Regions from separate parts of the Homo sapiens genome. Here all the other regions are linked to region 4. Evidence: chromatin loops called from intact Hi-C (ENCODE). Cell type or tissue: PC-9. All regions are shown on one strand.

Region 1 (5,000 bases), 770 kb after region 4:
AAAAGTAAGCACACTCCTTATCTCCCACCATCAAATCATGACTTGCCATGTGATGATTTATCAAGGAAGTGACAGCATTCATACCACTCTGTTACCATGAAAATATGCATGAAGTCAGAAGCATATATGGTAACAGTGGTATGAATGCTGTCCGTTCTCTGATAAATTATTGCAAAGATTCCCTAAACCCAGAAGCCACTCTCTATAGTAATTTTTCTTTTTGCCTTGTTATTAAATACTTATAATCTTTGTCTTTAAAAACATCTAGCTGGACACTTCCAGAAGGCTGGTTAGGTACCTATTCTTCTTTTCTTTTTATTTCTTTCTCTCTTTCTTTCTTTGTTTCTTTTTTTTGACAAGGTCTCGCTCTGTTGCCCAGGCTGAAGAACAGTGCTGCAATCTCGGCTCACTGCAACCTAACTCTGCTTCACGGGTTCAAGCGATTCTCATGCCTCAGCCTCCCAAGTAGCTGGGATTACAGACACACACCACCACATCTGGCTACATTTTGTATTTTTAATAGAGACAGGGTTTCACCATGTTGGCCAGGCTGCTCTTGAACTCCCGGCCTCACGTGACCTGCCTACCTTGGCTTCCCATGTGCTGGATTACAGGCATGAGCCACAAAACCCAGCCAGTGCCTATTTTTCTTGACAATAATACATATAGAACTGTTTGGACCAGAATTTATCAAGGAGTCAACATCTTAATGTAGAAAGAGGGTGAGGTTTGAAGCCAGAAGACCTGGGATCAAGTTGTGGGCTGTCAGTCCCAGGTCTTCTGGGTTCAAATCTCATCCTTTCAAATCACTGATTAACTTCAGGCAACTTACTGTCGTTAAACTTGAGTTTCCCATCTATAAACTAGAGATGATGAAACTTCCCTTTCTGAATTGTCTAAATAAGTTCTGAGATCTAAATAAGTTCATGCATTTGAAGAATGCTTTATAAAATGTAGATGGAATGATGTTTATGGGTAAGGTCCCCTGTTAGGTGTTAAAGGTGACGCCAATGATACCAGGTGGCTACTGGTAAAAGACAGGGCAAAGAATCTTATCTTACTGTGACACAGGTTAAGAAAATGTAATGCAATTTAATTGGATTATCTCTACAAAAACCCTCAAAGCTGTTACATGAAAGGGGTCCCGATTCAGACCCCAAGAGAGGGTTCTTGGATCTTGCACAAGAAAGAATTCAGGACAAGTCTACAGAGTAAAGTGAGAGCAAGTTTATTAAGAAAATCAAGGAATAGAAGAATGGCTACTCCATAGGCGGAGCAGCGGCGTGGGTGGCTCATCTAAGGATACTCGCTATCTTTTCATCACATGCTAAACAAGAGCTGGATTATTCCTGCGTTTTCCAGGGAAGGGGTGAGCAATTCCTGGAACTGAGGGCTCCTCCCCTTTTTAGACCCATATCCAGTAACTTCCGGATACTGCCATGGCATTTGTAAACTGCCATGGTGCTGGTGGGAGTGTCTCTTAGCATGCTAATGAATTATAATTAGCATATAATGAGCTGTGAAGATGACCAGAGGTCACTCTCACCGCCATTATGGCTTCGGTGGGTTTTGGCCGGCTTCTTTACTGTAACCTGTTTTATCAGGTTTATCGTGACCTGTATCTTGTGCCGACCTCCTATCTCATCCTGTGACTTAGAATGCCTAACCTCCTGGAATGCAGCCCAGTAGGTCTCAGCCTTATTTTATCCACTCTCTATTTAAGATGGAGTCGCCCTAGTTCAAACACCTCTGACAAAGCTACCATTTTATGAAGAAAATATGATGTTGAGTCGAGGTTGCAAACTCAAATGCTAACATGGGCCAAGAAGATTATGTACTGAGAAGTGAAGCTTGGGAGCGATAAACACAGGTGTAGAAGCATCCCAGTGACTGGCAAGTGGTAATCAGCCTCAGTGCAGGGCTGTAGGGAGTGCTGGAGACTGTGGCAAAGTGTAGTGAGAACTCAACTCTGGCCAGTTGTTCCAATCAAGGAAATTTGGATCTAGTCTTCCCAGATTTCCAGGGTTTTCAAGAAAAGATAGAAATCTAGATGTGTATGTAAAGTCCTCCAGTTTTGAACCTTGCCTTATATTATGAACCTGCCCCCCTCCCCCCAAAAAAAAGCACCATGTGGATTGATACTGTGTCCAGAAAACACAGGTGCAATCAGGTCCATTTGTCAGTAGCCTCCTCCTGAGGCAAGAGGACAACAGGCTGAGAGAGGAGGGTTTAGAAGTTGAGTAATTGTCTTATTGATGTCAAAATTCACTGAAATGGTTCATTAGCTCATGAGGACATTCGGAGGCTATCAAAGAAGGCCGGCATAAGGAAAGAGAAAGCTAAAGTCAAGGTCTGGTCATTTGTGGGAAATGGCCTCTGAGATCACCTGGCCTTGAATGAAACTTTTTTCCCCCTCTTCTTGCTAAACATTCCTGAGGACAGTATGCATCAAGATGAAAGCAAAACATTCCTCTCTGGCCAGAGTCTGTGACAAAAAAAGGATTGAGGGATGGATGGGTGCAGGGAGAGTGGGTGGGGGCAATTCTTTCTAATCGTATCAGCTGAGCATGGGACAGTGCACGGCACATTCAGAAAAAAACTTCCTGGAGAAATGTGAAGCCAGCAGGGTTCAACTCATTTCTGCTGTTTTTGCAGCAATATTTTTATGATGTTAGACAATAAAAAGAGACAATGTGTACAAAAATCAACACCACTTGTTTTTATAAAAAGCGATCGTCAAAACAAAGGTTGGCTTTGATCTTGGAAAGAAATACTCATTTGTTTATGTATCTGATGAGAATCTTAATTCCTTAAGCCAGGAGCTCTGAAATAACCAGAGCATTTAGAGCTGAATAAAACGACAGAAAAGTGAGTTTATCAACCCCTTTAATTTAACTTGTACGTAAGACAGGGGTGTAGGGGATGGGAGTGAAGGGCGTTACTAACAATTCATTAAGAGCTGCTACTCCCAACATATATTAAGAGACAGAATTATTAGTATTTTTCTAAATTACAAATAAAATATATACATATCAATTGGTTCAAAATAACTACTTCAGTTGAGACCACTAATACTGTAGTGATGTTTTTAACCTTCCACAGCTTCAGTAAGGTCATCTCTGGGTACAGAAGTAAAAAGAAATTGTTTTTCCGATTTCAGTTAGTTCGAAATAACTGCTTCAATTGAGGCCACTAATACTGTAGTGATTTTTTTTTTATCTTCCACAGCTTAAGTAAGGTCAGCTCTGGGTACAGAAGTAAAAAGGAAATTTTTTTCTGGGCACAGTGGCTCACACCTATAATCCCAGGACTTTGGGCGGCTTTGGGAGGCCAAAGTGGGAGAATCACTTGAGCCCAGGAGTTCCAGCCTGGGCAACACAGCGAAACACTATCTCTACAAAAAAACATAAAATAAAATAAAGCTAGTTGGCCGGGTGTGGTGGCTCACACCTGTAATCCCAGCACTTTGGGAGGCTGTGGTGGGTGGATCACGCAGTCAGAAGTTCGAGACCAGCCTGGCCAACATAGTGAATCCCTGTCTCTACTACAAATACAAAAAATTAGCCAGGCATGGTGGGGTGCACCTATAGTCCCAGCTACTCAGGAGGCTGAGGCAGGAGAATCGCTTGAACCCAGGAGGGTAGAGGTTGTAGTGAACCGAGATCTCACCACTGCACTCCAGCCTGGGCAACAGAGCAAGACTCCATCTCAAAAATAAATAAATAAAATAAATAAAGTTAGTCGCACATGGTGGTGTGTGTCTGTGGTCCCAGCTACTTGGTAGGCTGAGGTAGGAGGCTCGCCTGAGCCTGGAGAGTTCAAGGCTACAGTGAGCCATGATCGCACCACTGCACCTCAGCCTGGATGACAGAGTGAGACCCTGTCTCAGGAAAAAAAAAAAAAAAGAAAGAAACAAACAAACAAAAGAAAATTTGGATATTTGCTCCTGATGTAAAAAAGAAACTCAGCATTTCAGATTGCAAATATACATTTATAATTGCAAAAATAATACAAAGGAATAATTTTAGGGAAAAATACAATACATATATGTATATATGAGACCAAAGGGAACGCCTCTGGTCTTATGTCTGGGTAACTATGACATGAAGATAAGTGGCCTCCAAAACAGCTCTCTGCCCTGTGCTCTGACTCAATCATTCATTTAAGTTACACGAGTTTATGGAGAGATCAATGTGCCAGGCCCAATGATAAGCACAGCACAGAAGCTACAAACCAGGCCTTCAGGACCTTGTCCTCCGGGGGCTGTCCTCAGCTCCCTGTCTGACCCCTGCAGGTAAGGATCTCCTGATTTGGTTAATTCCTTGAGGAATGTCCCCTGAGGTTAAGAACAATGTGTATCCTCAGTGAGTAGCAGAGTGCCTTTGTACACAATGCCCATGTGATGAATTAGGTGAGTTAATAACATGAGGGGCTGGAACGAAGGAGGAACGGAATGCCTTGAGAAGTTTTAGAAAACTAGTTTGTGTCTGGGGCACCCTAAGCCTTGGAGGAAGCTGTGACTCAGTCCCAGAGCAGCGGTGATAGTAACTAACCCCAGACACTGACGTGCCAGGCTCCGTTTTGCCAGGAAATTCCCCTTAGTGAGAAGGACGGGTTTGTTCTCATTTATGGCTTTCTCCACCTCTCTTGAATGAACAGGAGTCTCAGGAAATGTCTGGGAACCGGAGACTATGGAAAATAAAATTTTTAAAATGTGAAACACAGCAAAGTTTTTTTTTTCTTTGTTTTGAGACAGAGTCTCGCTCTGTCTCCCAGGCTGGGGTGCAGTGGCCTCATCTCACCTCACTGCAGCCTCCATCTCCCAGGTTCAAGCGATTCTCGTGCTTCAGCCTCCCAAGTAGCTGGGACTACAAGGCATGAACCACGATGCCCGGCTAATTTTCTGTATTTTTAGTAGAGATGCGGTTTCCACATGTTGGCTGGGCTGAGTCTTGAACTCCTGGCCCCAAGCCCACTTTGGCTTCCCAAAGTGCTGGGAT
Region 2 (5,000 bases), 310 kb after region 4:
TTCTAGTTACCACAAAACTGTCTATATTTACGGGGTACATAGTGAGGTTTCCGTACATACAATGTATAGTGATCAGAGTAATCAGCCTATCATCTCAAACATTTATCATTTCTCTGTGTTGGGAATATTTAGCATCCTCCTTCTAGTGATCTGAAGCTATATAATATATTATTGTTAACTATAGTTATCCCACAATGCTATAGGATACTGTAGAATACTAGATACCTTGCTCATATCTTGCACTTTTAGGATAAAGAAGGCTAATAAGTCAGCTAAGTTTGGGGGGTCACTAAATTGTTGTCCATATTAGTATCTAGAAATAAATGGGTGGAAAAACAGCCCCAGGGCAGGCGGTGAGATCCAGGAAATTTTCTGTTATACCCTACTGAGCCTCTTTAGTCCTTGCTAGCTATGTTTTCCTACTTCTTTTTTTTTTTTTTTTTTTTTGAGATGAAGTCTCACTCTGTCACCCAGGCTGGAGTGAAGTGGCACAGTCTCTGCTCTCTGCAACCTCTGCTTCCCAAGTTCAAGTGATTCTCCTGCTTCAGCTTCCTGAGTAGCTGGGACTACAGGCGCCTGCCACCATGCCCAGCTAATTTTTGTATCTTTAGTAGAGACGGGCTTTCACCATGTTGGCCAAGCTGGTCTCAAACTCCTGACCTCAAGTGATCCATCCACCTCAGCCTCCCAAAGTTCTTGGATTACAGGCATGAGCCACCATGCCCAGCCTGTTTTCCTCTTCTTTAAAAGTCTACTTTTCTACTTGAGCTTGATGTCTACTTTCTATCCAAAATCCAACGTTGTAAAGTTCCCGTGACGCCAAGAGCTTCCACCTTTATGTGCATCAACTTCTAAAATCATGTTTCTTCTTTCATCATAAAAATGTGAATTGCTGGTTTTCAGTAAATGCTTTGATGTACCTAAAAGATTGTTCAACTTTTTCCCAACTTTTGTTAACTCCAGTGACCAACCACTTATCATTAAAAAATGTCCAAATCCTTGCTTCTCAATCACTAATTATGGTGGCCCATGAAAGAGATGGTCGAGGATCCACTGACCCAAGAACAAGGGTGGATACCAAGCCCAAGTACTCCACAAAATAACAAATTCTGTGAAAGCAATGCCAACATCTAATGAATTAGAGAATGAATAGAGTCCATGTAAATATGTATTTTGAGCCAACAAGATAAAGGCAATGAGAAGTGAGAGTAGAGTCCATGAGGGTTATTGCTGGATGGAAGAGTGTTGAGTCACTGAAGAAAGAGAATAATGTACTGCATATTTCCCTCCAATAATTTTGAGCCCAAAAGATGATATGCAGAGGGGAATCGGCCAATTTTTGAGACAAATATAGTTGAACCAATTTGTGTTTTCAGACACAGCCCAAAATAAAATGCATTGTCACATTTAGCCAATACTGAAAATAAATTAAAATAATGAAATTTCCACAAATGGTTGGTTTGAACACATGGTACAAGGCTGACCTTTTTTCCTTCTGGTTAAACACAGATGTATATGATTTACTCATAATCCCTTCATGCATACATTTTCAGCTATGGTTTATTTTTTCATTGTAGTAGCAGTGTTTCTTCTGTTTCCAAGTTAAAGGGTTTCCTCAGTTCCATCTAATTTCCTTTACATGGAATTTAACCTCTCCTCTTATCCCCAAAGCAAAGTTTACTGGAATTGACAGTCTAATTCAATGAAAAAGAAAATTGCATGTCCTCAAATATGTAGCCAACCCATACTCAAAGAGCTACATCAAAATAAAGACTAGAAACTTGTTTTTACTAAGTGGTTAGCTTGGTAAAATTTGTGAACTAGAGTAAGAGAGGCAAATTATTTTGGCCTTCCTGTTAGTGTTTAAGGCAGTTCTAGTGTTTGGTGAACTTGGCATCTCACACACAGATACACAGAAAGTCACCAAAATAACTGTGGCCACTTTTTCGATTGTGAAATATAAGTCAAGTTAATAAAATGGACTTAATTCTTCATGATCCACGTTCATAGAGTTGATACTTCAAACGTTTGTAGGGTATAGGAATTGAAAACCTAGATTTGAGGTCTCTCTCAGTTACGGGGAGTATAGTGCTGACCTCACTTCATTTCAATGGCCTGGTCACTAAAATGAGGATAGTAATGAAATCTTCCTCAATGGTTGTTGGGAAACTTTCCCCAGATGAATGTACTGAGAGCTGAACTGAGATAGTCAGAAGCCACAACACACATACAGAATCTGACTTCTTTGTAGCCCTTATCAGAGAAGGAATCATTTAAGGTTCTTAAGAATTGTGAATGACGTTGAGTAAACTCCCAATAAATATTAGTTATAATTGCTGACTCACTTAAATAGAATGCCACCTGGTATTCCTTGAATTTTTGCTTCTTGTTCCTTGAATAAATGTGTAATATGAATCATTAACAAAAAAGAGAAAAAAGTTGCTGTTTTAATTTGGGTTCCCTGAAAAACATCTTGAGAAAAGGGTTGGATTGTAACCCAAGAGATGGGCTCTTCCTGACGTTCAGTTCTTGCTTGGAAAGTGGAGGTAATAAACGATTTCATTTTATTTTGTTTTCCATCCTGTATCATGAAAGAGTTGGAATAAGAATGTAATAGGACACAAAGACAGCGCTATTATCTTACAAATTACTTCATTAGACAGAGAAAGTATGCATGTTGGTGAGAATTTAAAAATGCATTTTGCTTGGATAGTGTACAATTCATAACAGGGACTTAAATGTAAAGCGTACAAAACAGGAACAAATATTGTAAAAATCACCTTTACTAAGGCATATGAATTCTATCAGCTGCCTGGCATACTGTGGGCACAATTTACAAGTATTAATACATTTACTTCTCATTCAGTGCTTTCAGGGAGCTACTAGAAATTCTCCCATTTTACAATTAGGGAAATTCAGGCTCAGAAACTTCTGCATCCTGCTCAAGATCATCTCCTGTCGTCTTGAATCAGTATTTGAAGGGGAATAGCCTGAGCTCATACTCCACAAGCGTGGCCACAACTCCATGCCACTTGTTCATTTATCTTTTGGGATGCCTTGTAATGATTGGCTTCATGTCCTCTCTACCTTCTCAGCTAACAGCTCAGTGACAGCAGGGTTCTTTGTACCTTATTCACCCTTACGCTGCCTGTGCCTCACACAGCGCCAGACACCAAGGAGGTGGAGAATAGATACTCGTCGACTGATTTGTCATAACATAGAGCTGCTCATTTCCACCTGTATTTCTGGTGAAAGAAAGAAAAGCTGAGGTCAGTTTTATGGGCCATTAAATGTTTTATGCTCCCGGCAAAGCTGACTCAGTCCCCAGGCAGGTTGTGTTCTGTGCTGCTATGTTTCGTCCACAAGAGCTGGGCTTATACTTCAAATAATACATCCATTCTAATCACAGAAAATGCATTTTCAGTTCTAAATCAGTCACTCGTGTTATATTTGAAATATACTTTCCAGGTTCAAGCACCTTTCCCTGTGATGGACAGCTTTGTATTTAAAAGAATCCAGATTCCCTTTGTTTGCACTGTACTTTCTCCTAAAGAATTTGAGAACTCCTGTTAAACACAATGCTTTTGTTGGAGGTTACAGGTTGTTTTGATTAGAAAATGTAAACAAAGTAGATTCACATTGTCCACAGAATCTGGAAATTACACCTTTACCAGTTATGGTGTTTATGCTGTTTTCTATCCTTTTAGATAAAATTTACCAGAGGAAATGACTCAGCAATGAAAATATTATGTTGTCCAGGTGCCAGTGTTTTACAGGCTGGTGGTAGTGAAGACGTTAGGTTGAGAGTAAATGTCCTTTAAATAAATTGTGTGTAACCTTGCCTATTCAGGAACAAAAATGAAAATCAAGAAGAAGAAGGAGGAACAAGAGGTGAGAGAAAGGGATAGTTGGTAGCGTATGTTGGAGTTTTATTTATAGTAACTAGCTAGTAAACCATTAATATATCAGCATATTGATGGGTTTTTCCCCGTGTTTTCTTTGAAATCTCTGACTAGATTTTGTGATTAAGTGTCACTCTGTAAATGATAAAGTAAATGAGACTTCATAGTGAATACTAATATTGAAAAAACTGAAAACAGGATTATAAAAGGTTTGCTTTTTGTATAGCAGCAAAGCAACTAGGATCTGTTTATAGAAGTAGACATTAAAAGCAGAGTCTCCTACTAGCACCTTCTGAGAGAACCACAACCCTTATTTAACAGTTTATCTATTTTTGTTTCTAACACTGGCTCCTAATTTGTCCATGTATTAAATATTTTCCTGGAAGAGTATGACATAAACCTGCAAACATCCCAGTGGTTGGAGAGATGCTTAACAAACACAGATGGATGCTGGTGATATCATAAGTACCAGACCCGAGAAGCATCCTTTTACATTTTTCAATCAGCCACTTATCTAAAGAGAATTCATATCTTTCCCCGATCCTCCCTACCTCCTCCTAGAAATCTCAGCCCTAGCCAGGGACATGAGTCGAAGGGCTTTTCTTTCTCTCTGGCATTATTATAGGAGGACAGTGTGAGCGCTGCAGCAGGTCTGAAGTGAGAGGAGAAATGAGAGACCTTTGCTCCATGGCTGGGCAGAGGCAACGCAGTCCACGCGGATGTCCCTGCTGGGCTATTGTGTTCTGAGATATGGAACTCGGCAGTGGTCGTGATGCCCCCAATCACAGTGGAATTTAATCATTTCTTATCAAAGCATTGTCTCTTCCAGATATTTTTCTCACTCTAAACAGCCGGCGGGAAAAAAAGAAAAGATAAGAGGAAGAAGGGAGCTGAGAATCTTTTGTGAAAGGTGAGGAGGTGAGAAGGTGAGGAGGCACCAGCCACACTGAGGAAGGAAGGGCTGTTGCCAAGAAAAATGCTTCTCCATCATAACTTGTCCTTTCCTCTGCTTTTCCTCCAGCTCTTTTCCTCCTGAACACCACTTAGTGATTGGCACGAAGCACATTTTACCCCTCCCCAGAGGCAGCCGACCTGCAA
Region 3 (5,000 bases), 110 kb before region 4:
TAGTTTTCCACATGTAGATACTTAAATATTTTGTTAGATTTGTTCTAACAAAAGAGTTCATTCTTTTGGTGCAATAGTAAATTGTATTCCTTTTTTACATTTTACATTCCAATTGTTTACTCCTAGTATACAAAATAATTATATATGTTAATATTGTTCCCTGTGACCGTGATATACTCATTTGTTACTTATATATATATATTTTTTAAATCTACAGAGTCATTCATGTGACAGTTTTATGTCTTCCTTTCCCATTTGTATATTTTCAATTACACTTTTTTGTCTTTTTGTGCTAGTTAGCATTTTGGGCATGATGTCAAGTGAAATCGTATGGGAGGACATCCTTGCCATTTCTAATCTTAAGGGAAAGTCATTAAGTTTCTCACCATTAGGTATGATATTAGCTGTAGGTTTTTGGTAGATATCTTCTTATCAAGTTGAAAAGGTTCCCCTCTATTCCTAGTTTGCTGAGAATTTTTATTTTGAATGGTTGTGAGGTTCGTCAAATGTTTTTTCTGCATCTATTGATATGAGCATATGATTTTTCTTCTTAGCTTGTTGTCATGATGGATGACATTGATTGATATTTGAATGTTGAATCATTCTTTTGTATACTTTACTTCAGGTATGAAATGATCCCACTTGGTTGTAGTGTATTTCAAAAAATACATTGTTGGCTTTGACTCACTAATATTCTGTTGAGCTATAATTATAAGACATGTTGGAGTCTAGTTTATTCTTCTGTAATGATTTTAATCTGGCTTTGGTGTTAAAGTAATTCTGGCCTCATAAAAGGTACTGGGAAGTATTCCTTCTGCTTCCATTTTCTGCAGTGAAGTTTATAAAGTTTAACCTAATTCTCCTGGTTTTAATGCCTAAGCATCACCCACCACTGTGCCTCACATGTCCCAGTGTATAATCTCTCTGAATCAATTTCTTTCTGTGTTGGGGAGGTATGGTTACTAGTCTCAGATTAATGGCTACAAATATACAGTTTGATAAAATAAATAAGACTGATAGATTAGTAGGCTGATTATAGTCTACAATAATTATTGTATATTTCAAAATATCTAGAAAAGAATAATTTAAATATTTCTAGCATAAAGAAAAGACAAATATTCAAGGTGATAGGCATCTTAATTGCGCTGCTTTTATCTTTATTGATTACGTGAATGCAATAAATTATCACATGTATCCTGAAAGTGTGTACATCTATTATACATCAATTAGAAAACATTTAAAAACTCAGAGAAGGAATCCTGGATGCCCGATCACTATTTATTCCACCTGTCAATTGGCCCTCCTGGTTTTGAACCCCATCTGATCACTGCATTTGCAAAACTCAGAACCTCTCGTTTTTTATCTTTCCCCATTCTTCAGTGAAAAATTCTCTTAGGATTCAGCTTCCTTTGTTCCGCTAAGTCGGTTTCCACCATCCCGCCCAAATATTTGTTAATGTATCTCATCCACTGCAGCCTCTCCTTTCAGTCACCTGTCTGTGAATTTATACTTCTTCTCTATAATTTCCTTAGGATTTGTGGAAGGAGCAGACATAGGCGAGCATGTGTCTAATCTACTACCTTTACCCAGAGTTTCTATAATTTATTTGCTTAGAAATGTTATGAAGCTTTTACAAAATCATATGACATCCATAATGCATTATTTAATAGAGCAGAACCTTACATTTTATGAGTTTATCGTTCACGCAAAAGTAATAGAAATCTGAAGGAGACTTGAAAGGCTTGAGGCTGAAAAACATCTAATTTATGGAATTTGAGAATTGTAGCATCTCTGGGGTAGAGTTGGGTGTTTCTCTTTGTGGCAGATCTTCTCCTTACTCTGGAATAAAATGATTTGATGAGTAAGTATAGTTTCATACACATGGTGAAGTTTCAGTATAAACTCATGCAGGATTGAGGTTGGAGCCTAGTCATTATTCTTGGTACAAAGGATTAACCCAAACGCAGTTTCTTCATTCAGAGCTACTGTACATTTATTTAGAAATGGAAATTGGGTATATAAACAAGGCAGCATCTTTGTACAATAGAGCATTTTACCCCTAATTTTAGATTTGAATTATTCAATGAAGAAACATGAGGCATATGCTTCCGGGAATGTGGAGGTACATGATCTCCACTCAATGCTCTGAAGAACATTCCATGGCAAGGACGTGGCTTGACTAACATGTCCAACTAACGATGCGCTCTTCTTTAGAAGGTTGTTTAAGAGTGGATAAATATGACTTTGGGGAAAATGGAATATTTCATTTGTGGTTTTTGGTGACCAAACCATTTCTGAGTTTCCGCTTTCCTCTTAAGTAAATAGCTATGTTTATTGTCAATTAATGTGGAGCAGGAAAGAAGACAGCACCCAGATTTCTGCCATTGTTTTGAGAAAGGATATTGGCAGGTTTTCCCAAGCCATCTCCTCCAACCCTCCTTGACACCCTTTGTCCTGGGATCTGGCTCAGTGGACACAGTTATGGGGGGTGGCACATATTCTCAGAGGATAGGAAGTTTATGGGGAAGAAGGGGAATGAAACCCACATCCAGAGACAGAATTATCTGAAACTTTAACATTCAGGGACTCTTGTTTGATAAATCCCTGCAAAATCCTGGGAGAGGCTTCCTCCTTGGCAATATGTTTCATAAGTCATGTTTTATAAATGGCTGCTTTTTATAGAAATTTATTTAATGAAGTAGAATCAGATTTTCTTCTGATTCAAAACCCCAGGAATGGATGAGTCATATGCCCATTTCCTACTCTAACTGCTCTCCTTTCTCCGCTGGAACTTTCTCAGCCAAAAGCATCATTTGGAAGAAGCAAAAACAATCTTATCTAAATGGATGTGTGCAGAGAGGACTTTGTATTTACAAATAATTTGTTTTATTTTCTGCTTCCTGTAGATGGAGCTAAATCCTTAAGCATATGTTTACATGTGATGGAATTCCCAGGAAGGAGATCTTTGAAAGACAATAATAATATCTGCTGCTGAAGGCTTTTAATTCTTTGGACAATAAGTGGTGCTACACTGGGCACAATTTGGTGCTAAAGAAAGAAAGTTATTTGTAGGCAGAATCCTGTACCTGCCTCCTAGTCTCTGCAGAGAACAGAGAGTTTGTTGTTGAATAGAAATGGCCAGCAGTGTTACTATTGCTGTATTTTGTATTTTATCTAAGGTCATATTCAACTTCTTTTTTTTCTCATAAAAAATTAAACTGTTAAACTGCCCATTATCCATTGTCCTTTTACACGGGTGTTTCCTGGTCTTGTCTGTTGCTCAATGTGATTGAATGACCATGTATGACAAATAGTAATGAGCTCATAGTATTTCCCTTAGTCAGTTAATAAACAGTGCATATCTTTGGAAGAAGAGACACACTTTATTACTTCCCCATATGGTTTCAAAGGGATGTGAGAGCACAATGAGTCAGGCCAACAGGAAAACTTAAAAAAAGAAACGGAAAAAAAAGTTTTTAAAGAATCTTATTGTGTTTCTCCCAAGTTGCTCATAGCAACTTGTTTATTAATTCTAGAAATAGGCAAAGAAATTTTATACCTTAATAAGAAAAGAAAAAGACAATATTTTAGGGAGTTTAAATAATATTTATATGGAAAACAATTTTATTAAGTGAATTCACATATGTCTTAAGTGCTTTTTAGTGTATCCAAGACAGCATTAGATACATGTTACTTCTTAAAAAAATAAATGACCCCTCAAAAAGTTTTTAAGACATTTTTCTATTTTTTTCCAATCAGCTTCCATTTTTGTAACTAGTATACTAATTCACGGCAAAGTAAAAACAAACCAATTATAACATAAAATATTACTTTGAGATATTTTGATTATTTTTAAACGTCATAATTATTTGAAATCAGAAAGCAAAAAATGCTGGAATCAAAGTTAATTTCAGCCTCCAAATGTTTAAACTGTGTATTAAAACCTCTCTCATCTTATGTAAATTTTAATTCTTTAAAGTTGTGACATTTTCAAAAATCAAATATATATTTTATTTGGATTAATACATAATCTTGCAGAATGAGTTTATTATAATTTTATTCATATATGAGCTTTAAATTTATATCCCAAATAATTCTCAGAAACATTGGAGTACTCAGTTTTGTAGGTTGGTTAGCATTTTGATGTATCATTTACTATTAGTTTTTAGAGGTTAGAGCATCAATGAAAAGAAATATTGGTAATATAGAGGCAAGTTCTGAAATCTGTGGTTTCCAAGTCAACATTCAGGATTATTCTTTTAAAAAAATATAATTAAATTTTCTCAAAGTTACATTTACTATATTACAAATAGTCTCTTGTTTTGATTTATTAGGAAGACGTTAACAGCATATTCTTTTTTATGCAGTTTTCTTAAGACTCCATTAAAACAAATGGCTTTCCGGTCCGTGCCCCCTTCCAGGTCAGCTAACAATTTTATATTGATTTGCAAAAGAGGCTCCATTATAAAAACCTTTTGTAATTATCTAAATTCCATGTGTTTAGGAAGCTTTTGAACCATCCAGGAATAAGCTAATTTCCGTAATGGTGAGAAAGAATTGTACAGTGGATACAATAAATGCTTGTCTACTTACTTAGGCTTGTGTTTGAGTCTGTAAGTGCATGATTTGCTAATTTTGTTAAAAAAATAGTAAAAATTCTAATCTTCATTTGTATTGTTTCCTATATAAAAAAGCAAACCATTAGCAATTATAGTCCTATTTCTTAGTCATATACTGTCAATCAGCTATCTTGAAGATGGAACTGGGAAACCAGAACTTATATTCAACATGATAAGGAAATTTGAATTCATTTTATATACTATAAAGTTTATAAAAGTTATTAATAAGTAACCATAAGAATGGATTAAAAAATATTTAAAGCATACCAATTGACAGATTTGTAAATATCATTGAAAAAGTCAGAGATAACTTGGCCGAGATATCTATAGCACCTTTACACTTTAAAATTTTAATATCAATATGCCTTCTTATGAGTTATG
Region 4 (5,000 bases):
ATGATTAAACTAGTTACTATATGACCTGGCAATTCCACTTCTAGATACACACCCTAGAGAAATAAAAACATATGTCCAAACAAAAACTTGTACATCAAAGTTCATAGCAGCATTTTTTTTTTTTTTTGGTCAGAATGTGGAAACCAAAAACAAATATAGCCAAAATGTGGAAACAACCAAATGTCCATTTAAGAGAGAGTGAATGGGTAAATAAAGTGTTGCATAGCCCTACAATGAAATATTATCCAGCCACACAATAAGTGAAGTTCTGGTACATGGTAACATGTGGCTGAATCTTAAAAACATTATCGAAGATAAGGAAGCTAGAAATCTTAATATAAAAAATATAAAATGTCCAGAAATAGTATATCCATAGAGACAAAAACTAGATTAGTGTTTGCCAGGGCTGAGGGAAGAGGAGAAGTTACTGCTAGTATGGAATTTCTTTTTGTTGTGTGAATACATTTGGGAATTATATAGTAGTGATGAATGTGCAACTTTGTGAATACATGAAAACCACTGAAGTGTACACTTTAAAATGGTTCATTTCATAGTATGTTTTTATCTGTATTAAAAAACAGGCCAGGCATGGTGGCTCATACCTATAATCTCAGCACTTTGGGAGGCCAAGGTGGGTGGATCACTTGAGGTCAGGAATTTGGGACCAGCCTGGCCAACATGGGGAAACCCCATCATATCTAAAAATTAAAAAAAAAAATTAGCTGGGCGTGATGGCACACACCTGCAATCCCAGCTACCTGGGAGGCTGAGGCAGGAGAATTAGCTGGGCCTGGTGGCGGGCGCCTGTAATCCTAGCTACTAGGTAGGCTGAGGCAGGAGATTAGCTTGAACCTGGGAGACAGAGGTTGCAATGAGCCGAGATGGCAGCACTGCACTCCAGCCTGGGCAACAGAGCGATTCTCTGTTTCAATAAACAAACAAACAAAAAACAGTATGTGACAAAAATATAGCCGTGGAATGAGGAAACAAACTTTTATCATTTATAGCTAGAAATGGACATGTCTAGATATAGAAATTATTTTTCAGATGAGCAATGCAAGCATTCACTTCTTATATTTCAAAGACCCTCAGCTTTGCCACAAAATCCACAAGGGCATATATTATACAATTGTTTAACAGATGTTGATTTAGTGAAGTCAATGAGTCTTTAATGTCCATTTATTTATGTAGTAATGGTTGAGTTCCACCTAATGACTCTAGATTTAGTTATAACAGGATTTCACATATTTGGGCAATTCTTTATATATTTTTCACATTACTTTATATCATCCTTTCAATAACATTTCAGTTAGACTTGGGCATTTTTGTTCCCATTTTATGTATGGAGAACCTAAAGAAATGAGAACTTCAGGGTTTTATTCAAGATTGTGTAATAAATGATGGAGGCCCTACCAGTCCCAAACCCTCATTCTTAAATTACCTCCAAATACATCAAAGGGAGAACCCACACAAAGACAAATATCCACGTTAAACATTTCATGAGAACGCTTTTTCCTGCTAGCTTAAAAAAATCAAGCTGATATGTAGTTTCATGGTAGTGAATGAAACGCTCCTTAGACTTTATTTTTAAAGCCATTCTTCTTTGAATGGTTTGAAGAACCTGCAGTAACGCTCAGCTCTGCCTTGTGAAACAGAATGTTCATATCATCTTGTTACTCTTTAAAAAGACATTTTGGCTCTGAATAGTTCACAGATTAAAATAGGTTAACACGCAGGACGTTAATCTCTGTTTATAGAAAATACCGAGACAGATGGAGAAGTAATTATGAATAAAAATAGATCTGTTTCTCAAACAGATTCCTGTACAGAGGCATTTAAACATCAAAGAAACTGAAGGCAGGGGCAGGGTGAAACCTAGCCCGTTGCTTTGACACACCGTCCTGGAGTGACAAATAGGATATTGACAGGGGAATCTGTTTAAGCCTGGAGCCATAGCTAAGCTGGACTTCCAGTAGCTTCTATTATAAGTAGCTTTTTCTGTGCCACCTAGATTTATTTGGCTGTGCCACTGTAATTTTGGACTGGAACTGAATGAACACAGTGTTGGTCTGAATACTGCTGATCCTCTGCCTATAATAGGATCAACTGACATTACCCAGGTTGCTGAGGCATGTGAAGTGCCTCTGTAACCAAACTCCACCCTTGAGTCAGAGCCTGGTAATCCCTGGAGACTAACAGACATCCACGTGTTCTGCATGATTCATGCAACTGCTATCTGCAGACAGTTGCTGGGTGAAACGCCCTGTTAAGTGTTTACTCATTATGGCTACTTTGCCCAACTACCCTTGAGTTATTTTGACTTGGACTAGAAAGGAAAAAACGAGAGCCAACAAAATGGAACAAAGAATTTGCCCTTTCTCCTGAACATTAGGATCTTTGGTGATTTATGTGTAGCTTCCCTAGGATAATATGAGACTCATGTTTACAGGGAACATGGAAATCCAGGAAACAGAGACAGAAGTCACCAAAGTGAAGAAGCAGAAATAAAAGCCAGGCTAGTCGGGATAGTGTACAGATATGCAGTTAATATAATTACAGCAAAAACAGGCATACTTGTGCCAATCTTTAAAAAAGCGTTTTAAATCTGGGGTCCCCAATCCCCAGGCTACAGACTAGTACTGGTCCGTGGTCTGTAAGGAATGCACAGCAGGAGGTGAGTGGTGGGCAATTGGGCACAACCGCCTGAGCTCTGCCTCCTGTCAGATCAGCTGCGGCATTAGAGTCCCACAGTAGTGCAAACCCTACTGTGAACTGCGCATGCCAGGGATCTAGATGGTGCTGTTTATGAGGATCTAATGCCTGAGAAGAACAGTTTCATCCCCAAACCATCCCCCACCTACCACATCCGTGGACAAAATGGGTCCCTGCTACTGTTAATATTGGGGACTGCTCTTTTGAACGATGGTAAATGATTTTACTCAGTTTTGTTTTCTGAAAAGACTGCTTCAAATTAACTTTTTGAAGTTTTCCATCAAGTGTGTGTGACAAGTAAAGGAAATACTGCTACAAAAATATGATAATGGACTTGCCATTATTTAGCATGTTATTATTGCCCAACAACATTTTTTTCCTGGATGATAAGTATTTATTAGATATGACGGTTACAGAAAAATATAAGCATGAACAGTATGCATCTATTTGAATGCATAAGTGTGTTCACAGGTGGTTTCAGAGAGAGAAATTGAGAATGAGTTGAGGGGAAGAAGATTAAAAAGGAAGGGGGACTCAGAGATCTGCAGTGACCCAAATATCAACAAGGCTTGGGAACATTTTGGATCCTGACAAGGGGCTGCTCTCCAAACCACGTGTGTGCTCAGCGTTGTACACAGTTCAGTTTACTTCATGTGTTGGAATTCAATGGTGCCAAAGTACATTGGCAAACAAAGTGGACAGAAGAGATAATCTGCTTGTCAGCTAGAGACAGACAAGAGGCATGGAGAGGGGTGGCTGAAAATAGGGCCGTTGGCATGCGCTCAGGGACTGGAGTGGAGGAAAGTGCTTGGGGGCACTGCAAATAGCACTGATGGGGAAATCTAGGAGGTTGGGTCACACTGAGCCTGTGAGCCACGGATCAGGAGAAAACAAGACATGTGATAGGCAAACCCATGGGCTTCTGATGCAGGCGCTGTGCTGTGTTCCTCATGGGGCTCCTGGCAGATGGCTTGGGAGAGGGGCTTGTGTGCCTGTAAAGCCGTCTCCGGGGACCTGAGCTGCGAGGTGTGCGAAGTAGCCTCTCGCTCCTCATAGGCAGTTCTTTCACATATCTGCCAGAGGACGGCTCTTCTGCAAGAAAGAAAAGGAAACACAAACGGAGTGGAGGAGTCCTGTCGAGCAGCCAGCCCTGATGCTTTTAGTTCTCTCCCTCTTTACAGAGTTCACATCCACGCATGGCCACAGAGTAGGAGAGGTCACTGCTACGGTGATCAATTCATATCAAAACTACAATTATTTGCATAGCCACTGCCAAATATAAAGTGACCTTATATACATATTCTTATCTGGCATACACCTTTGGTAAATTCGCTAAAAAGGAGATGTTGCAGCACTGTGTTCTTGGCTATTTTGTTCACAAAAACACTTGGATCTCTTAAGGTAATATGAGCAAAATCTGGTTGTTTTCCAGCATGTAAAGTAGTTTAGTTGCTATAATATGACTTTTGTCCATCGAGTCACTTATTCACCTCTGCCACTGAATACTAACGTTTGGCCCTGAGACTCTCTGGCAGCAGGCACAGAGCCTAACCCACAGTGGGCTCTTGCTGTCTATATTTTTTTGAGACGGAGTCTCACTCTGTCTCCTGGGCTGGAGTGCAGTGGTGTGATCTCTGCTCACTGTAACCTCTGCCTTCCAGGTTCAAGTGATTCTCCTGCCTCAGCCTCCCAAGTAGCTGGGATTACAGGTGTGCCCCACCACATACAGCTAATTTTTGTATTTTTAGTAGAGAAGAGGTTTCTGCATGTTGGCCAGGGTGGTCTCTAACTCCTGACCTCAGGTGATCTGCCTGCCTCAGTCTCCCAAAGTGCTGAGGTTACTGGCGGAAGCCACCGCGCCTGCCCCCTTGGTGTCTATTCATGGGTCCAGTACAGTGATGCAATTGGAGGGAGTGGGGGGGAAGGAAGGTGACTTCTGTCTCTGTTTCCTAGATTTCCATGTTCCCTGTAAACATGAGTCTCATATTATCCTAGGAAAGCTACACATAAATCACCAAACATGCTAATGTTCAGGAGAAAGGGCAAATTCTTTGTTCCATTTTGTTGGCTCTCATTTTTTCTTTTCTAGTCCAAGTCGAAATAACTCAAGAGTAGTCAGGCAAAGTAGCCATAATGAGTAAAGATGGGGAGAGACAGAGAGGGTAAGGAAGGGAGAAGAGCAAGAGATAGCATGGAGAGGGAAGGGGCAGAAGAGAAAAGAATGAAGAGGAGGATGAGACTCAGAGAGAGGGAGAGAGGGAGATAGAGATGTGCAGAGAAAGGAAATC
Region 5 (5,000 bases), 1.2 Mb after region 4:
CACTTGAGGTCAGGAGTTCGACACCAGCCTGGTCAACATGGTAAAACCCTGTCTCTACTAAAAGTACAAAAATTAGCCCGGCATGGTTGTGCATGCCTGTAGTCCCAGCTACTTGGGAGGCTGAGGCACAAGAATGGCCTGAACACAGGAGGCGGAAGCTGTAGTGCGCTGAGATGGCACCACTGCACTCCAGCCTGGGTGACAGAGTAAGACTCCATCTCAAAAAAAAAAAAAAAACAATAACAATAATACAAACAAAAAATACAGTACAACGACTATTTCAATGGCATTTATCTTGTATTAGATATAAGGTATGTAGAGATGATTTAAAGCAAACAGGAGGATGTGCATCAGTTATATGCAAACACTACACCATTTTGTGGATTTGGGTAGTCACTGATGTTGTGGGGAGGGTGTGCTGGAGCCAGTTCCCCAGGGATACCGAGGATGACTGTATTCAAGCTGAAACTTGGCCCACAGTTGGGAAAACATCCAGTTTTCAAGGTGGTACCTTCAGCTGTTTCACAGGAAAGATCAACTTGGCCTTTTTCTTTGGGAGCCAGACACAAAGCAGTGTCTTCCTTCAGGTTCACTGCTACAGAAAACCTGCACGTCTTTTCCCTCAATAATTGAGGTGTTGGTGTTCCTTCTCCTTCTCTGCCCACATTTTGCTCTGACTCAAATTCCTCAAATAAGAGTGAGATAGCACAGACTGGGAAAAATCCAACTCTCAGGAGAGTTCGAGGCCTGGCAGCGTCAATGGCGGGCATGTCCAAGCCTCTCCCTGTTGGAGCTGATTCTGTTCAAGACAGGGAGCAGCTGATGCTTTGGGGAACTGAAGTGGGGACCCCCCCACACACCATCTCTACTCCCACCCGCTCTCGGACCCGAGTGGGAACAGCTGTTTCAGCAAGACTGAAATATTAGACTTAGCTGCGGTTTAGTCCTGTCCTAGACTCTGCAGAACTTTTTTTGGCTCTTTGCAAGGGCGTAATGAGTCATGCATTTCACAAGCATTTTCTAAAACGGGGAAACGCCTCCCTATTTGAAATAAGATTCTCCTATGAAAAGAAACTGTGTCAAAAACACCAAAGGACTAATCCACGCACTGTGTAACTTTCATTCCCCCTGCTTGAGTCTCTGCTGAAGACCGGTTTTAACTGTTAGAGGCCTGAAACCCAATCCTGTTATAAATCAAGAAGCCAAATTCCCTTTGGGCTTACATCAGAGCAAACAAATCAGTGCCTCCTCTAATACTAAAGATTAGGTCACAGGCCAGAGGAAACCTAACCTGCTTTGTGGGTTTAGAGCTGCAAGAGCTGTACAAAAAGAAAGAAAGAAAGAAAGAAAGAGGAGAGAGAGAGAGAGAGAGGGAGAAAGAAAGAAAGAAAGAAAGAGAGAGAGAGAGAGAAAGAAAGAAAGAAAGAAAGAAAGAAAGAAAGAAAGAAAGAAAGAAAGAAAGAAAGAAAAAAAGCTCTTGGCCTAACCCTTAACCAAATGTGAAGTGCGTGTCATAGGTGGATGGAATGTCATTCTGCTCCTTGAAATCATCATTTTTAGCAACAGATTCATATCACAGTCACTTTTCCATGATGGCATCTCCACATTATTTTGACCCTTAATAACCATCCCAGGCACCAAAAGCAATCATCAGGTTCTATCACAAGCACTTTTCTGATACCTTAAAAATTTTCAGAGTCTGGGGCTGGTAATTTCTCTTTATGTCCCTGTAAACCCCAAATCAATCTCGACTTCCCTGCCCTTTCATCCAACTGATGCTGAGAACTTTCTCCCCAAAGAAAGAAAAGCCAGGCATTCAGAGTCAGATGTGGTGTGGACTGTTTCTGGTTAGATGACTCAGCCCATTTTTGTGGATTTCCCAAGATGCTTTCTGAAATTCTGTTGAAAAATATCTTGTGTGATCTGGTAACAAATTAAACAAAAGACAAACCACCAAATGCTTGCCTGTTTGAAAAGGCCAACCACAAAATACTCCGATTCACGGTGACCTATCGTGGGGGAGAAGCAGCTCTGGATCATCAGATAAATTCTAACTTCCACAAACCCCGGCTCCCTGGACTCCTTTCTGAGGCTTCATGAAAGATAGAGGGGGGTTTCACATAACTGCATTTCAAATAACTCTAAGGCTCATGACACCAAGATACTTTTTAAGGTTTTAGAAAACTTGCCCTCCTCTGCTGACCATGCCAAGATGCACTGGTGGCTTTGGTTTGCCTTATTTTGCCATCTTCAGTTTTAAAAGTATTGAGAGACAGAGGATGCTTGTTTGTTTTCATTTTGTTTTAATTCCAGAAGCTAAGTAATCACTTAATATATATTTTCTTTGACAATTAACAAAAGTGATTCATACTTTTTGTGGAAGTCTATTTTCTTTCCAGCAGCACACGCCCACATTTCTTTGGTGACTTACAGAGCAGAACAATAAGCACCGAATCTGTTTTTCACCAACCAGGATTCCTCGCCAGGCTTTTCCCAGCATACTCACGCAGATGGAATTTCTGGCTCACGCTTCGTCCTTTTGCTGTTGTTGTTGTGTTTGTTGAGGTTGTTGTTAGGTGTTTTCCTCTGAACTGAAAAAGGGATATATCTATGCTCTCCCTGATCTCTCGGGAAGCTGACAAAACAAAGAAGCGTACGTGCCCAGCACACACAGCCCCGCCCAACCCTGTGGTGTAGTTTGTCCTGCCCAAACACATGAACCACAAAGTGCGCTCATTCACAAACACACAACTTCCTTTCCTGAACAACAGCGCCTCCCGCTCCCGCTGGAAAGGGTGTCCCCAGCTGTCTGGGAGATGTCCTGCCCCGCCGCACGGGGGTGGAATTTGCAGTTTTGCAGAGGAGTCACCAAGACGAGGCAATTTGCTTGCTCTTGGTAAAGTTGTTTTGTTGTTGTTGCCGTTGATTCTATTTCTCTTTCTGGAACTGAAATGTTGGCCTTTGGAGAATTCCTGCGCTATAAGGAGTACACAGACTTGGGAAAACTTAGCACACCAAGAGAAGGAGTGGCACTATGTGTTTTGCCAAAACCCATCTGAAATTTCCTGTTTTCCACGTTTGGGATGTAACGTTAACTTTTAGGGTCAGAGTTGCTCTCTCCCGGGGAAGTTGCAACTTTTTATTCCTGACTTCTTCAAGGGCTTGTGAAAGATCTCCAATGTGCTTCTACAAAAGATACAAATGCCTTTTTAAGAAAACCCTCTGTGAGCTGCACTCATTGGATCTGAAACCAGATGCATTCAATTTGCCTTTAAGTCTTCACCAGCTCATCCTCAAGGTAAACAAAGAAAACTCAAGCAAGTGTACAAAGAATTTTATTTTGCCCTTGAAGATAGTAAAACAACTTCAGACATTGAATAGTCTGTGAACAATCAAAAAAGTTACACTAACATCTAATATTTAAAATGGCTTCAGTCAGTAAGAACCTAAATGTCATAATTTTCATTCTATATAGACTTTATTAATGACTGTTAGAGTATACAATGTGTGTGTATATTTATATACATACACTGAATGTTAGAATATATAATGTGTGTGTGTGTATATATATATATATACACTGAATGTTAGAATATATAATATACACACACATTATATATTCTAACATTCATTAATAAAGTCTATATCTATTAATGGCATTATATATATTAAAGACCTAATATATAATGATACTTTTATTGCCAAAAGGGAAAACTGCAAAAAAATAGATATTTTTACATTTTTAAGAACAAAGTCGAGGTCAGGCACGGTGGCTCACGCCTGTAGCTGGTGGCTCACGGCCTCCAGCACTTTGGGAGGCCGAGGCAGGCAGATCATGACGTCAGGAGATCGAGACCATCCTGGCTAACACGGTGAAACCCCGTCTTTACTAAAAATACAAAAAATTAGCTAAGCATGGTGGTGGGCGCCTGTAGTCCCAGCTACTCGGAAGGCTGAGGCAGGAGAATGGCATAAACACGGGAGGTGGAGCTTGCAGTGAGCTGAGATCAGGCCACTGCATTCCAGCCTGGGCAACGGAGCGAGACTCCGTCTCACAAAAAAAAAAAAAAAAAAAAAAAAAAAAAAAAAAGAACAAACTCTAATGGTTCCGAAAAGATGAAAAACTCTATATTGTTAGTTGTTTCTGAATAGAGAAGTACAAATACAAGCAATGAGATAAGATTAGATTCTGTAGAAACTTCCTGAGAAGCCAGTCTCCAATCTATAATCTCCTTATTCTTTCCTTCAAATCTTAAACCAACTGAATACAGATTTTAGCTGAAATATAGCCATATACATAACACCATTTACTCTAAAAATTTCCTCCATGAAACTTAAAGTTGAAAATAGAAACACTGCCCACGTTCCCTGAAAAATCACCCTATAATTATTCCGGAAAATGCTCAGATGGGTCCTACGTGGTGTAAAGCAGAGGAAAGCTCTGACCACTTGGTGACCTGGCTGCCTCCGGCATGTGCCACGTGCATGAAAACAGGAGGGAGGCACGCACTCTGTGATGGTGCCATGGCTGGGGCCTGAGCCGCCCCGTTCCTATCCTGTCACCCCCATCTCCCGCGCAGGCTTCTAGCTGTGAGCAGTGGTTCTAGGCACCCCTGTTTATATTCACTCATGTTCCTGCAGGTGAGCTTTCATTCCTGAAGTTTGTGTAATGCTGAAGTTACAGTTTTACAAGCAACGTTGAAAACGGCTTCCTGCTGTAACTTTCAGGAAGAGGAAGAGCTGTGTTAAGCCAAACTCTGGAGGCCAGTGACTGCATGTTTGCTTCCACAGGAGGCTGGTCCGAACTGCAGCTTGTCCTCACAGCCAGGAGAATGTTTGTCCAGAGATCACTTTAAAAAATGCTCATCAGGTTGACAGTTATAAGACCATAATATGAGGACTTCACCCTGCTGATGAGGGAGACTCAGAGAATGAGAAAAGTACAGCTTTGGTAACTTTTGAATGAGTTCCATACTTGTCATAAACACAGACCAACCCAA
Region 6 (5,000 bases), 71 kb before region 4:
ACTCCCCTCACTCCCCACCCCCTTACAGGCCCGGGTGTGTGGCGTTCCCCTCCCTGTGTCCATGTGTTCTCCTTGTTCAACTCCCACTTATGAGTGAGAGCATGCGGACAAACACCTTTATCTTAAAGAGTGTTGTCCAACTTGTTTCTTGCTCGTTAATGTTGCTGAGACAGATCTGTTTGAAGATATCCCACTATCTGCTTGAAGCCATCGTATTTTACAGCACACACACACACACACACACACACACCATCCTTGGACATGCCAGCAGATGTCCCTACCTAGAAAGTCCACTCTTCTGTTCCGTAGTCCCTGATGCATGGCTCTTTTTCTGACACACCTTTGTCCCGCCCCACTACAGTGCTTGGCAGAAATGGAGGAGAGAAAGAACATTTAAAATATGATGCCAAACATGGCCAGGCGCGGTGGCTCACACCTGTAATCCCAGCACTTTGGGAGGCTGAGGCATGCAGATCACCAGGTCAGGAGATCGAGACCATCCTGGCTAACATGGTGAAACCCTGTCTCTACTGAAAAACAATACAAAAAAATTTAGCCCAGTGTGGTGGTGGGCGCCTGTAGTCCCAGCTACTCGGGAGGCCGAGGCAGGAGAATGGCATGAACCCAGGAGGCAGAGGTTGCAGTGAGCTGAGATCGCACCACTGCACTCCAGCCTGGGCAACCCAGCGAGACTCCATCTCAAAAAAAAAAAGAAAGATATTATGCCAAACACAACCGTGTTCAAAACTGATTGCACAGCAGAAAAAAAATGTTACTGAACGCAAAAACTTATTTCAGCTGATTTTGGCTTTCAGGATGATATTGTGATTCCTATCAGGCAGGTGGCTTTTAGAGGAAAACGTTTCTAGTTTTGAGTTTGGAATTGTATGTAGCTACCTCCTTCCTAAGTGACTTGAAACAATAGAGCAAGAGTTTTCACTGACTGGAGCCAGTTCAGAAGAAAGTGTGGAGTTGTCCTAAAAGAAGAAAATATGATATTTGAAGAGCAGCAGGGAGCAAAGGGCCCAGAAATGGATGAAAGGCTTTGCCCCCTGGGGAGGAGGTCCATCAGCAGGACACTCTGTGAAGTGACTGGGGCTTTAGGTGCAGGCCACATAAGAAACTGTTGAACTGTGACACAAACTGTTTCATTACAGCAAAGTTCAGTAAAGATGTGTAGCACGCAATGTCCTCAAGCCTTTGGCATTGTGGAAAATTATTAAAAGGTGGTTACATCTTACATTTGGGTTTACTTATAAGATGGGCTACAATAAGCAGCTAGATAATTCAGCTGCAAACTGAAAGAGGAAGGAAGGAGGGAGGGAGGGAATGAGAGAAGGAATGAAGGAATGAGGGAAGGAAGGAATGAAAGAGGGAGGGAGGGAAGGAGGGAATAAGGCAAGGAGGCAAGGAGGGAAGGAAAAAAGGAAGGAAGGAAGGAAAAAGAAAGGAGGCAGGGAGGGAAGGAGGAAGAAAAAAATATAAATCAAAGATGACTATGAGAATCTCTACAGTCTATATTAAATTTTCCATAATAGGTGGGGGCTTATGCAGGTGTGTGTGTGTGTGTGTGTGTGTGTGTGATATTAAATAAGAAGGAAAGCCCAGATTAAAGGACTTGGAGACACATAGGTTATATTAAAATTTAACAACATGAGCTTGAACTATGGGAAGCAAGTATTCCATTTATTCAATCATCTGTGTAAATAATTTTAGGCACAACGTTAGGTTCTGGGGGACAGAGATATTAATAAAATGGTCTCTTTATCCTGGGTGTTATTTTTATTTATTTATTTGTTTATTCACTTTATTTATTTATTTATTTATTTATTTATTTGAGACGGAGTCTCGCTCTATCTCTGAGCCTGAGTGCAGTGGCGGGAACTTGGCTCACTGCAACCTCCACCTCCCTGGTTCAAGCGATTGTCCTGCCTCGGCCCCATGAGTAGCTGGGACTGCAGGCGCGCACCACCACGCCCAGCTAATTTTTTTGTATTTTTAGTAGAGACGGGGTTTCACCATGTTGGCCAGGATGGTCTCAATCTCTTGACCTTGGGATCCGCCTGCGTTGGCCTCCCAATGTGCTGGGACTACAGGCGTGAGCCACTGCGCCTGACCATGATTAATGAGTTAAGAAACAAAGTAGAAAGAAACCTTACATTTGGCGCAAGTAATGTGAACAAGCATACACTAGGTGAAACTTCCGAATATTCACAGTTATAATAGTTAAAACAAAAAGCAAAACTACGGAAATATAACAGCCATTTTAAGTTCACCGATAGGATGCAATTCTATCTGGAAAAAGATTCTTTCCATTATCTGGCAATCAAATGTCATTCAAAGACATCAGAAACTCTTGTAGACTCCTTGCCTTGCTTTTCCTGGATTTAAAAATCCTAGAGCTATTCTCACAGACCGTATGGGTCAGGGCTCCACACAAAACATAGCATTTTCCACCCTGGAAACTTCGCAATGGAAACTTTGCAAAGTTCGGGGTGGAGCTAAGGGAAACAAACAGGAGACACAGGAGGAACAGAAGCCAGGACTCTCAGGGAGTTATTGCCACTGCCCTGCCTCATGGGGCAAAAAGAGGTGGTTTCCAGAGCCCAGAAAAGGGCTGCAGTGTAGAAGTGTGTCACTGGACAAGGCCTGTGCCTTCTGCCAGTCAGACCCCCAAACCTCCTGAACCCAAGATCATGGGAAAGGGAAGCAAAATTTTTTTTTTCAAAATTTATCATTGTTTCCTTGGTTCCTAGACCTATTGACCTCAGGTATGACTAAGAGGTGGCACCAAACATTGCCTTCCGGTTTCATGCTTTACTGTGACCTTGCAGGGCAGTGCCTTAACAATGAAGGTGCCGTCTCCCAGCTAATGACTTAGCTGAGTCTTCAATAGGTCGTTCTCCATGTTGTGTTGCAACGTGGTGGGGCACATGGTCAACCACTGAATTTATATTTGTCTCAGGCGTCTACGGGTTGTCTGGGAAATTCTGCTGCTCTGAACTAGAACTGGCCAATCTCAGCTGGGCACTTATTCACCTGTGGCCAGCTCATGAGCAGGCTGGGAGCTGGCTGGCCTAGAATATTCCCAGCTGAGACAACCCAGTTTTTCTCCACCCATCTCATCCTCCAGGGGCTGGTCCAGCCTGTTCTCCTGGTTCTCAGAAATAGTGTGCCTGGGTTCTCAGAAAGAGTGTGCATGTTGTCAAGTCTCTTCTTGCAGCATGTTTTTTGCTGTCCCACAGGCAAAAGCAAGTCTCATAGCCAACCCAGAATCTATGTGGGAGGAAACTAGGAATGGGCGTGGAGACAGGGAGAGGTGGAAAATGAAGAACTTTAGTGCAATCTACCAGAGGTACGCTGGCCTCAAAACATAAGTTTGAAGGTGCTCCTTTTTAATTATTTTCTGGATGAGTTTATGAAACATTGTTTTCAGTTATTTCCTAAATGCTTAGAAGAGTTTCTCAGCAAAGTCATTTATGCCCAGATTTTCTCTTTTGGCATAGTTTCAATTACATTTAATCAATTACAGAATCAATTTGTTTAATAGCTAAACAATAATTTTAAGGTTCTCTTTCTAGTCTCAGTTTTGGTAAATTTGTATTTTTTAATCAAACTTATAATGTATTTTTTTCAATATTTGTCATAATGTGATGTTTTTATGTATGTGGGATTTGTAATCAGCCTTTTGTGATTCTTGATTTTTTTTTATTTGAAACAGAGTCTTGCTCTGTTGCCCAGGCTGGAGTGCAGTGGCGTGATCTTGGCTTACTGCAACCTCTGCCTCTTGGGTTCAAGTGATTCTCGTGCCTCAGCCTCCAGAGTTACTGGGACTACAGGCACCCACCACCACACCTGGCTATTTTTTGTATTATTAGTAGAGATGGGGTTTCACCATGTTGGCCAGGCTGGTCTCAAACTCGTGACCTCAGGTGATCCTTCCACCTCGGCCTTCCAAAGTGCTGGGATTACAGGTGTAAGCCACCATGCCCAGCCGATTCTTGATATTTTTAATTTGTGTTTTCTGTGTTATTTCTTGCTAGGATTTTATCAGTTGTGTTAATTTTTTAATATTTGGCTAAGAGGTAGTGCCATAAAATATAAAAGCAAGACATTCATACTGGGCAAGGAGCACCACCAGATTGTAATGAAGATCTGACATCTTTGAAAATAAAGTTAAAAATAAACAGTGAGATGGTTCATAATACACTGAACTATATCAGTAGCAAGGATGTGCACACGAGTTAAAATTTAATTCCTATGTGGAAATGTTGATGAATAAAAGAATATTGAACCTGGGGAAGCCCAGATCTGGGAATTCATGAAAACTATCTTCAAATAGTGGAGAGGCTGACATACGGAAGAGGGGTTAGTTTTTTTCTGTGCTTCCCCAAGAGGTTGGAGTAGGTAGGATTTACTAGTGAAAGTTATAGGGAGATGGATTTCAACTTCATTAAGGGAGACTATCATTGCTGTGCCAAGCAAGGATATCTTGGCTTAAGTTGTTCAAGGTGAAGCTGGATCCCTGCTTAGTGGAAATATACAGGGCTGTGGGTCTCAATATGTTCTCTCCCTGAGATCTTGCAGGAGTTCTGCGAGACCAAAATGTTTTTCAGAATTACACTGAGACCTCGTTTGCCTTTTGTGTTGCACTGATGGTGCACAAGCCATAGTGGAGAAAACTACGGATGGCTGAGCACAGATATGAGCAGCGGCATGAAACTACGTCAGCAGCGAGTTTTATTTTTATCCATTAGAACATTAAAAGGAATCAAGTGTTGACTTTATTTAAGAAACAGCACTAAAATAAATTAACTTACAATATCGACCCTTCAGTACACATCTTTTAAACATTCCTTGTGATAGCTGGGAAATATGCATACTTAGCTTCTGGAAGTCAAAGTATGATGATTATTTTAAGGAACAGCACTTGTGAGATACAGTTGTGAGTTGATTTTGTTACTTTTTCATGGAAAATAATTTTCAATTGAAAAAATAGC

The links. A loop is a pair of places that touch in the nucleus more often than their neighbours do. Peaks named below come from ENCODE experiments on the same cell type or tissue, not always from the same donor. Only the 100,000 strongest peaks of a DNase experiment are listed, where the experiment ranks them.
Region 1: a loop joins it to region 4, with 11 times the contacts of the local background. A loop is called at or near these places in 10 of 110 quality-filtered maps.
Region 2: it touches region 4 in a loop (7-fold over the local background); 22 of 110 quality-filtered maps call a loop at or near these places.
Region 3: it touches region 4 in a loop (6-fold over the local background); 59 of 110 quality-filtered maps call a loop at or near these places.
Region 5: a loop joins it to region 4, with 6 times the contacts of the local background. A loop is called at or near these places in 13 of 110 quality-filtered maps.
Region 6: it touches region 4 in a loop (6-fold over the local background); 6 of 110 quality-filtered maps call a loop at or near these places.

The regions. Positions count from the first base shown.
Region 1 is chr10:3,887,585-3,892,584 of GRCh38, reverse strand. No RefSeq gene overlaps it. Among named protein-coding and RNA genes, the nearest start is that of LINC02660, 22 kb to the left of the region's middle. In PC-9, no CTCF peak of the experiment used is centred here; DNase peaks (open chromatin) are centred at 2,394 and 4,414; H3K27ac peaks cover 3,466 bases.
Region 2 is chr10:4,352,835-4,357,834 of GRCh38, reverse strand. No RefSeq gene overlaps it. Among named protein-coding and RNA genes, the nearest start is that of LINC00703, 29 kb to the left of the region's middle. RefSeq lists an enhancer at 3,614-4,813. In PC-9, no CTCF peak of the experiment used is centred here; DNase peaks (open chromatin) are centred at 2,264, 3,244 and 3,594; H3K27ac peaks cover 2,226 bases.
Region 3 is chr10:4,769,274-4,774,273 of GRCh38, reverse strand. No RefSeq gene overlaps it. Among named protein-coding and RNA genes, the nearest start is that of AKR1E2, 54 kb to the left of the region's middle. In PC-9, a CTCF peak has its summit at 2,909 (motif pointing right); DNase peaks (open chromatin) are centred at 2,833 and 3,363; H3K27ac peaks cover 2,179 bases.
Region 4 is chr10:4,660,503-4,665,502 of GRCh38, reverse strand. All of the region lies in intron 1 of MANCR (mitotically associated long non coding RNA), which reads left to right. LINC00705 (long intergenic non-protein coding RNA 705) reads right to left here. Exons shown (of 3, transcript NR_015425.1): 3 at 3,084-3,804. Among named protein-coding and RNA genes, the nearest start is that of LINC00705, 6.8 kb to the right of the region's middle. RefSeq lists enhancers at 2,032-2,326, 2,052-2,346, 1,617-2,816, 2,200-3,182, 3,183-4,166. In PC-9, no CTCF peak of the experiment used is centred here; a DNase peak (open chromatin) is centred at 2,222; H3K4me3 peaks cover 531 bases; H3K27ac peaks cover 2,411 bases.
Region 5 is chr10:3,465,298-3,470,297 of GRCh38, reverse strand. All of the region lies in intron 3 of LINC02669 (long intergenic non-protein coding RNA 2669), which reads left to right. The region is part of intron 1 of LOC105376360 (a long non-coding RNA gene); the gene reads right to left. All of the region lies in intron 1 of LOC124902538 (a long non-coding RNA gene), which reads right to left. Among named protein-coding and RNA genes, the nearest start is that of LINC02669, 35 kb to the left of the region's middle. RefSeq lists an enhancer at 1,791-2,990. In PC-9, a CTCF peak has its summit at 2,835; DNase peaks (open chromatin) are centred at 1,147, 1,907 and 2,597; H3K4me3 peaks cover 2,798 bases; H3K27ac peaks cover 4,122 bases.
Region 6 is chr10:4,731,507-4,736,506 of GRCh38, reverse strand. All of the region lies in intron 2 of LOC105376375 (a long non-coding RNA gene), which reads left to right. Among named protein-coding and RNA genes, the nearest start is that of MANCR, 56 kb to the right of the region's middle. In PC-9, no CTCF peak of the experiment used is centred here; a DNase peak (open chromatin) is centred at 2,986; H3K27ac peaks cover 2,008 bases.